2 separate regions of the Homo sapiens genome follow, and region 2 is linked to region 1. The links are chromatin loops, found by intact Hi-C in ENCODE. Cell type or tissue: CD4-positive, alpha-beta T cell. All regions are shown on one strand.

Region 1 (5,000 bases):
CCAGCCCAAAGTATGCTCAGTGCAGATGGAAGTACTTCATCTGCAGGCCTGAAAGAGCATTTTCAATGAGCAGCTTCACCCTGCCAAGGAGCTGACTGGGGTGGCCCGTTAGCTTGAGTTACATTACTGATCTTGAAATGCCCAAGTGCATCTTTTGAGATTCTTGAAAATAACAAGGCTCTTTCTTCCACTCACTATGTGTCCCTCAACCAACTTTATTTTTCTGGTTCTTAATTTGCTCATTCGTAAAAAGATCTGAGAAAATTTTATGAATTCATCACCCTGTCCAGAAGATGGCTGAGCTAGATAATCACTTGTTATCCCATCATTTTCCACCAAAAAATCTCTAATTTCTAAGAAAGTTGAGATCAAGTATTATTAAAAGAAGTCATAGTCTACATACCCTATAAAGGGATATTTTCACCTAATAAGCGTCATGATTTTCACATTCTATTTGTAGTTTTGAGCTTTGCATCTTTTGACTATAATTAGCTTATTTGAAACACTAGGACAAAAAATGTGTTGAAGCCAGCATGAAATTAAAATAAAACTGACTAATTACACCACTTTCCTTCAAAATCGTGATTACATTTTCATTTTAAGTAAAGAAATTAAATATTATGAAATTATTTAGCTTTCTTTTATTACACTGAGTAGAATCTTACTTTATTTCCTAAGAGACACTCAAGAAAAATATAATACATTACTGAAGTCTCCTATGATAACAGCAACTCCTTTTTGGTAAACACTTAAAAAGCAATCTTGAGAGATCAAACCCAAATCATCTATTATAATTGGTAAGTTTTAAAAGGAAGTGAGTGCTTACAAAGTGACGCCCTGTCAGTAAGAAGACACAGTTACAATAAGATAATTTTTTTTCTTTTAACTCTGAGAAACATTGGGATTTTTCTTCATAGTTTATAGATAGGGAAATAGATACATAGGGAGGAATACAAACTTCAGGGAAGAATAGAGCCATCAGAAGGAACAGAGATTGCAAAAATCTCTTTCCTCTGATTGAGGATAATCAGGCTCAATAAGGCTGGGAAAAAATAGTAGTATATACATAAAACTTCACTCTGCCTTGGGAATAAATCTAGTGTACTATAGATATGTTGGATTTAATAGAAAATCTTTACAGTCCAAGATACAGGTTTCTGTCCTAACAGGAGAACAATTCCAGTTCATTAAGTGTCACCTCTGTGCACCCAAAGGCAGAAAAGTCCTGGTCTGTATGTAAGTGGTTACACAAATGAGATTGGACGTAGACACTGGTAAACTGCCACAGTGGGGGACAAAAGATGCATTTGGGTGCCAGCAACAACTGATCAGGCACAAAACTGAAGTCTTCGTTGGTATTTTTTTTTTAAATGGAGTCTTGCACTGTTGTCCAGGCTGAAGTGCAATGGCGTGATCTCGGCTCACTGCAACCTCTGCCTCCTGGGTTCAAGTGATTCTCCTGCCTCAGCCTCCCGAGTAGCTGGGATTACAGGTGTCCGCCATCATGCCCGGCTAACTTTTTGTATTTTTAGTAGAGATGGGGTTTCACCATGTTGGCCAGGATGGCCAGGCTGTTCGCAAACTCCTGAACTCAGGTAATCCACCCGCCTCGGCCTCCGAAGTGCTGGGATTACAGGCGTGAGCCACCGCACCTGGCCTATTATTTTAATTTTTATATGGAACTTGAACATCTTAGGATTTTGTCCTGAGTGAAGACATATGTAACAGTATAAAAAACAATTTTTCTATGCTATGAGTTAATAAACTGTGAATGTGAAAAACCATTTTGATAGTCTCATTTATAATGGAATCATATGAATCACTGCATTCCTGTCAAGAAACATATTCTCAACAAGAAGCAGAATTCTATTGACACAGTATTTTATTCAAGGTTTTACATGTTCCGCCAATTTAATCTTGATTAAAATGTAAAGGAAAGGATTCTCACACTTACTTAATCATATGTGGCACAGTGACTTTGGAATTCTCTTCAAACACTATAGTCATTAAACCATTACATCGTATATTGTCCACACACTGTGAAATAAAAAGTTGACAATTACAACCCACATGAAAGCCTAGGCAGATCATATATTCCCACAATTGTTTATAGCTAAAAGAATCCATTCAATTTCTCTCTCCCTGTCTCTTACACACACACACACACACACACACACACACACACACACACACACACAGAGTAGGTAAATATTATACACTGATGAACAGATTCAGTATTCAGACACCAAAACTGTATCAACTAAATGCCTGACAAATACCTGAGGACAGATACAACAGCTGTACTTCCCCTGAATGTGTTTCCCAAGAATTCTGACCACAATGTCACTTTGTCACAATTCTTTGGCAGCTCCAATGCTATTTGAGAGGTGATTGGGACCTGACCATGATTGCTCTTGCTATATTCATTTTCTGCAACCAGGGGGTGGTGTAGAGTAGTCAGATTGGAAATAGTGGCTTCCTAGGATGGAATTCATCTTCTGTCTCACTAGTAAGCTCTGCCTCTGCTTCTCAGGTATTCTTTGCCAATAAATTCCCACATTTTACTAGTACCTCTGGCAGCCCCTACTGATACTAATGCTGTTTGGTGAAGGGACAGTGTGTAATTTCTCCTGTCTCTGGCATGCTTAAAGCCTTGTATCATCTTTTTCTCTTTTCCAAGAGGAGAGTTCAGGAAGCTGTGCTAATTTTCTCTGCCTTCATTATTTAATCTATGCCTTATCAATTTGCGTTTTCTCTCTGTAATTATTTTGGGTTAGAGAAGAATTTATTTTGACTTATACATATTCCCTTTGAACAAAACAGGAAAATGAAAAAATATAATCAATTTTTAAAATAAAAAATAGCTTCTAGTCGCTATGATACTATATAGTGTTTTGTGGCTATAATTAAATAGTGCAGTGAAGCTGATTGCAACGTGACCTCACATAGGTCCTGAACTCAGGGTCTACCCTAAACACCAATGTTCTAATAAAAGAGTGAATATGCCGGTAAGAAACTTTAGATCACTGGAATTCTGACTATTCAGTCTACTTAGTATTTCAGCCATTTTCATACTTGTTTTTCCTTAAAACTTTGTTTTCCTCATGTCTTATGCCATTATTTCAACTACAAAGCATAAAGGATGCCACTTGTGGCAAGTAAGTAGAATATTTTTAAGCTCCCCTTCAATATATTTCCTTAAGCTACAGCATCTGGAAGTAATTTGGAGTTATATTTTCATATAAATAATTATGATCATCTACCTATAAATTTGGCCATTTTTGCTTATATGTGAATTTATGCTCCACCTTATCCCACGAGTGGATTACAAAAACACATATAATAAGACAGAGTCAAGATAAGTGAGAAAATCAGAGATGATTTAGATAAAGGATGGCAAACAATAAGACGAAGCCTGAAATGGAACCACCACACATACTTTATGTTGAGAGCGCTTGCCAGAAGTGAGCCTCAAAATTAGCAGGGCTGTGGAGTAGTCAACTCAAAGAGGGACTCAGTGTTAGCTACGAAATTCACAGTTTAGTAGAAAGTCAATTAATCCTGGTCTAGGACCAGACAGGACAATTATCTCATGGGTTCTCATCAAGAGAAATATTGAATAATGTAGTGAACAATGTCCTCAACAATATCTTGTTATTATTATTATTTTTTAGAGACACTGTCATTCTGTTGCCTAGGCTGGAATGCAGTGACACAATCATAGCTCACCGTAACCTCAAACTCCTAGGATCAAGTGATCCTCCTACCTCAGCCTCCTGAGTAGCTGGGACTACAGGTGTGTGCTACCACAGTGAGATTTTTTTTTTTTTTTTTTTGTAGAGACAGGTTCGTGCTATGTTATCCAAGCTGGCCTTGAACTCCTGGGCTCAAGCGATCCTCCCATCTTCGCCTCCAAAATGCTGGGATTACAGGTGCGAGCCACTGCACCTGGCCAACAATATCTTTAAATAACTACAAGTTTTGGCAAACTGTTTTGTATAAACAGCTGAAAGTACAATTCCAAACACACAACCCTGTAGTGGACCCCAAAGAATGTGACTCAGAGGCCCATCCTTCCTCTGCTGGTCTGGTTGCAAGCACAGGTTTCACACTTTCTAGAAAAAAGCAGGGGCTGCTCTTCTTCACACTGAAGAAATGCTGCTTCTCTTATCCTAGTTCGTGTAAGTCGTGAGCATCAGGAAGTTGGAAATAGTGTTTTCCCAGAAATCCTGAAACTGCTGCATCCTGTGTGTCCAGTTATGTAGAGTCAGTGTTTCAACCAGCAAGCCAAGCTGCCAGTAAGTGGGATATCCTCTTGTGCCCCAAGAAAGGCCACACTACCTCTCTATGGGAAAGTTCTGTCAGGACCTGATGAAAATACACATCAAGGGCCCTGTTTCAAAGTGGGAACATACATGGAAGAATGAAGAGATGGGGCTGGCTGGTGCACGCATTCATAATGGAGAAGAAAGTAAGAGAGAGGACAGAGAAATCAGTTGGAGGCAGGCTATAGAGAAAGGAGTCTTGAATTTTAATTTTATCCTATAGGCAGATGGGAAGCCACTGAGGGTTTCTAAGCAGCTCACTTACGCTGAAAGATCTAAACTGACCTCATGGTGGTATTCGTTCAATGGAAACGAGGGGAGAATGAATGGAGACCCAAGGGATGATCAGAATAATACTGAATCAGTAAATGAAATGATTCATACCTCCCCTAAGGCAGACTGTGAGAATGAAGAGGAAAGGGTGGACATACATATTTTGAAGAAAGGAATAATAAAAATTGATGAACTACTGAATAAAAGCAAGAGAAAAAAACAAGGTAAAATCAAAGATGGCCATGGTTATAAGGCAATTTTAAATTTTCTGATGCAAATATATTTAAAAGGAAAAAAACATAGCCAAATGTCTTTCGAATCACCCAGAGTTTAAACAAAGTTAGACAGTCTATGTTTTGAATTCTCAAGAGCACCAAGAAGATGCATTGATTACACAGCATT
Region 2 (5,000 bases), 350 kb after region 1:
ATAAATGTTTACTGTTACCACATCGTTACAAATTTTGTGTAGTAGACACTACAAAGAACAGCATGGAAGAGGGATAAATAGCATCCAAAATATGAGCTCAGAAATAACTATGTATGGACAAACCTTAGGGCATAGATATGTAAACAGGTATTTTGTGCAAAGTGAACAACAAGTGGGAATTATACAAGAAAAGCTAGTCCTGGGATCTTGAGTGCTAAACCTGACAAGTAGTAATGATCTGAAGTACTCGCTGTGCTGAGACTGGACAGTAGGTTGCATTGAGAAAGCACAATGTAACTATTAATAATTATGGAGGTCTAAATGGGCAGGGAGAGAGTGAAAGGGTATGTGACACTGTTCACCACAAATTTCTCATCACTGCGGTTAGGTATAATTCCATCTTCAACTCCTGTACGAAGATCAGAATGGAAATAAGCAAGAATGACTACATTTTTAAATATTAAACAATTCACATACCTTAGAATTGTTTTTTAATGTGCAGTAGTAACAAGACCTTCCAAATAATTGTAATAAAACAGTATGTCAGGCCACACAATAGAGAATTATTATCTTAGTGCAATTAATGACAGATGGAGTGATAGCAACAGGAAACAAAACTGGAAGAAGCATCATCAATTGGATGATGATAAAGATATTATTCCAAGATGACTGATAGTATTCTACGGTTGATCTTACTATACAACTTAAATTAACTGAAAGAAGGCACCTGAGTCATTTCATTCCATATACCAAACAAACAAAAAGAAGAGGTCCTGGGGATGACAAAGATTCATCTTTACTACCAAAGATGAAAGGACTAAATGTGAGTGTCACTGGAGTCCTTCACATTTGAAGATAAACTAGGTGGTGACATGAGTATCTACCATGTGTGGCTGTCACTCAGAAACACAGAGTGTGACCTATAGCTATTGTCAGTGATGGAGTCAGTACCTACTGGTTGCTACTGTGAAAATGCCTCTATAATTCAAACTTAAGATAATTTTGTATAGTTAGATATATTGAATAAGATCTAGTATTTGAGAGTGCAACAGGGTGACTACAGCCAACAATTTATTGTACATTTAAAAATAACTAGAAGAGTATAATGGGAATATCTGTAACACAAAGAAATGATAAATGCTTGGGGTGATGGATACCCCATTTACCCTGATATGATTATTATACATTGTATGCCTGCAACAAATATCTCATATACCCTTAATATATAGACCTACTATGTACCTACCAACATAAAATGTTTAAAAAAAGTTGTCTGGTGGGGGTGGGGAGCTGAAATACAAACTGCTAGGGGTGTATTTTTTGTTTGGTTTCGTTTTACTGAAAAGTTTGACTTTTAAGACAGCACAGAACGAGTAGATTAAATTCAGACATTAACACATTGGTCATGTGAAATGGCTAAATGAACTACCTAAATAATCTCCTGTCAGAAACATGAACCATAGGCCCTTTCCTAGGATCTAAGCATCATTAGACCTATATAGCTTCACCTTTCACATACACCATTCATTCTTACATTCAATGAACAATTACTGAGTGCTTACAAAGTACTAATTGTACAAAGTGGTAGACATTAGGGCTATAATTGTTAACAGAGCTTTGCTAGTCTACAAACAATTTACACTCTAGTGATGAATAGTAAAACTTTTTAAAAAGCATTAATGATAACAATGTAATAAGATTATAACTGGGTTATGATCTAGGTACAATGGGAACACAGGCCAGGAGCACCTAACGAACAAATGCAGTTTTAGGATCAGGGAGGATTTCCTGGGGGTAGCTATTGAGTAAAAGATTAGCTATTGTCTATAAAAGATTAGTGGAAAATGGAGGGTGAAGGTTTGAAAATGTGATCACAGGAGCTGGGATCCAAGGCTAATAGTCTGGATGCACATAAGAACAGTGTCAGGAATACCAGTTAGAAAGCTGTTTCAAAAATCCAGAGAAGAAACACTGAAGGCCTGACATTGCCACCCTGTGCTGCATTCTAGGTAATTTCTTCAGGTATTATCTTGCATTTCAGTTATTTCCTCTATTCTTGTTTAACCCATATCCTGCTTTGTTGTTGTTGTTTTCTTTTCTTTCTTTCTTTTTGGAGTATAAGATCCATTCTTATTTAAGTCATTCTTTTTTTAATTTCAATAGTTTTTGTGGCAGAAATGGTTTTTGGTTACATGAATGAGTTCTTTAGTCCATTCAGTCTTAAAGAATTGTCTGTGTTTCCTTTTTAAATCAATCTGAGCCCTTTTGATAGTATTTATTTTCCATGCTCATATTTTTTATTCTATTTTGTATTTTTTTAACTTGGTGATTTATGTGAGTACCATCAGACTGTTTTAAATAAGTTTCACAGCTTGGAAATTGCCAGACCACACAGAGTATAAATTGAAACTGAAAATCTATGAGGGAGGGCCTGTGGTTAAGAATTCTTAGAAACGTTTTCCTCAGGCAAGAACAGGTCAAGACGTATTTGTCACCTCTCTACTGAGACCACAGTCCTTTGAGTGTCTCACGTTACTATGGTATCTCTAACTTAAATGGACCCAAGACCCTGTCTCCTGTCTCCCACAAGGCAGTTGAACCCCAATCCTTTTGATTACCAAGATCTGCAGGAGCCCAGAGGGCAGCTGCAGCAGTCAATTCACTTCCATTTCCAGTTCCTTTTTCCATCTGTTCCCTCAGTTCTTCCCTTATGTTTTAAATACAGATTCAGCAATGTCCTAAAGGGATGTTTGTTATGCTTGATCCAGCATATCTAGTTATTTCACATAAGGAGATATTTTATGACATTAAAACCACAGAAAATGAAGTCTTCTTATGGCATTTTTGAAGACCGATATTTGGAAAATCCTCATTAATAAAGGCATAAAGATGGAGAAAGATAAAGCAGGAAGGGCCAAAAAGGAAAGATATTTATTTCCTTCTCCTCATTCTCTCCAATATTCCTCTTCCTCAGCCCAAATGAAAGCTGCCATTTGCTGCAGGTCGTTTGTGCAGGTCTAGAGCTCACTGAAGGTCCGAATGTTGAAGAACAAAGCAGAGGCCAGCTAAAAGTTCCTGGATGTTAGTTAATCCCTATGCACTGACAGTCGGGACAAACAGTAAGAGGCACTCGGGTTCATTTTGTTCTTAGCAGCAGCAGTTCCTCCTTTAAACTCTCATTCAAACCGGCAGAGGAAAGGGGCACCAGGTCAGTCCCAATCAAACACAGCTCTCAATTACGCACCACCTGCTACTCTCCCTTCCCATTTCCGAGCAGTAATGCATCCCCAGGGGCTGAGTAAACCAGAGTCACTGCAAGTGAACACCCGGTTGCTGGCTCATGGAACATGGGAAACCACAAAGAATACAGAGGGCTTCCCGGTGTAGTTCATTTTAGAAGTTCCAGAGTTAAAAGTGACATTTGGTTTCATTAACACAAATTAAATGTTAAGTGGAAGGAAATATGCAACATTCTATTACTTCATCATTTGGGCCAGGGTAACAAATTAGAAATACAACCATTAATACTCCAAACATATGGGTTTACCAAAACAAAAGCCATTTAATGTAGAGAACATTGACCACTAAAATGTACTTAGTACATCAGAAAGTCATGCAAAAATGTAGTCAAAGATCTATTTCCTAACACAAACCATTTTCTATTCCCTTAATTATGTGATTTAAATGCCAAGAATTATCTTAGCATGCCTAATTTCCTAAAGCAGTTTTCTAAAAATCTAATTTGACTTATAAAGGTATTACTCATTTGCTCTAAATGTGGTATTGAGTTATAGAGTGAGTAACAGGTAAGTATTTGATTTTAGTACAAAAGCTTCCACTACTTGTATCTCTTCCTCCTTACTAGTAGATTATACCTTGACCAGATTAGATTAGAAATTCCCTGACGCTGGGAACGCCACCTTGTCACTGAGACTGAATAATACAAAATTTAAAATAACTATCTTATACTACTAAGGGAAAACAGCCAAGTACAAAGTACTGGGTATATTATGGCTCCATCTATGTAATAAGGGAGGAAGAGATTTCATATATATATATATAAAATTCATATTTGCTTTTTTAAACAAAAGGTTTCTGGAAGTATACATGATAAAGTAATAACCATGATTACCTAGTGGGATCTGAGTAGATGTGGGGCAGGAATGATAAGCAAACATTTTACTGTGTAACTTTTCAGATTTTCAAACTTTTAAAGTATGTGAAGATATTGCCTGTTCAAAAGTTCAAATAATTTTTTAAATGCTAAGAAGAATGTACAATGGAATTGAAACAACAAAAACCATCTCTGGCAACAGACTGCTAGGTATTCACTAAACATTTCTTCCTATTCCTTGAAAAACAAGCAGACATTTGCTAGCCCCCGCAGTAAGCTGTGACCATCGGAATGCATTCTGCTTATAATCAGATTTAGGCAGAAGGGTATGTGCCAATGCAAGGCCTGCCTCACATAAAAGCCATAAATGTATATCCTCCCTGTTCTTTCTCCTTCCACTGCTGAATATCAGTTCTCAAGATGACGTTGGAAGCTACACGTTTAAAACTGAAGAGCCTCTGGGGTTCCTAACTGCCTATGTGATGAGAGTCTCACCCCACCCCCCAATGTGGAAAGGCCATGGATTGTTTATGCAAAGAAAAAAAAAGAAGAAATTAACTTTCACAACATTAGAGCCATTAGACTTTTTGGGGTCTTTGTGTTAACAGCTAGCTTCCCTAACCAATGCATTGCCTTTTGTGTTAACGAACACATTAGCATTTACTTAGTCAATCAGAACGTGAGGTTGAGATTCCTCAATTCCCAGAACTAGTCAAGTTTAGAGCATAAATAAAAGGGACCACAAAAAAACATTCCTCAATTGTTCATGGTTATATTATTTTGAGAGTAGGCCCCCATAAAAGACTCTACCTACTCACCAGTAATCCTCCTAAAGTCTCCCTACATTCCTGACGGTAGCTACAGGCAAAAGAAAACACAGGCAAGT

The links. Hi-C counts contacts between places; a loop is a spot of excess contacts. Peaks named below come from ENCODE experiments on the same cell type or tissue, not always from the same donor. Only the 100,000 strongest peaks of a DNase experiment are listed, where the experiment ranks them.
Region 2: it touches region 1 in a loop (4-fold over the local background); 2 of 110 quality-filtered maps call a loop at or near these places.

What each region holds. Positions count from the first base shown.
Region 1 is chr5:81,106,033-81,111,032 of GRCh38, reverse strand. RASGRF2 (Ras protein specific guanine nucleotide releasing factor 2) reads right to left here. Exons shown (of 27, transcript NM_006909.3): 13 at 1,955-2,037. Among named protein-coding and RNA genes, the nearest start is that of CKMT2, 120 kb to the left of the region's middle. In CD4-positive, alpha-beta T cell, a CTCF peak has its summit at 2,435; a DNase peak (open chromatin) is centred at 2,442.
Region 2 is chr5:80,753,347-80,758,346 of GRCh38, reverse strand. All of the region lies in intron 12 of MSH3 (mutS homolog 3), which reads right to left. Among named protein-coding and RNA genes, the nearest start is that of DHFR, 100 kb to the right of the region's middle. In CD4-positive, alpha-beta T cell, no CTCF peak of the experiment used is centred here; a DNase peak (open chromatin) is centred at 2,476; H3K27ac peaks cover 2,579 bases.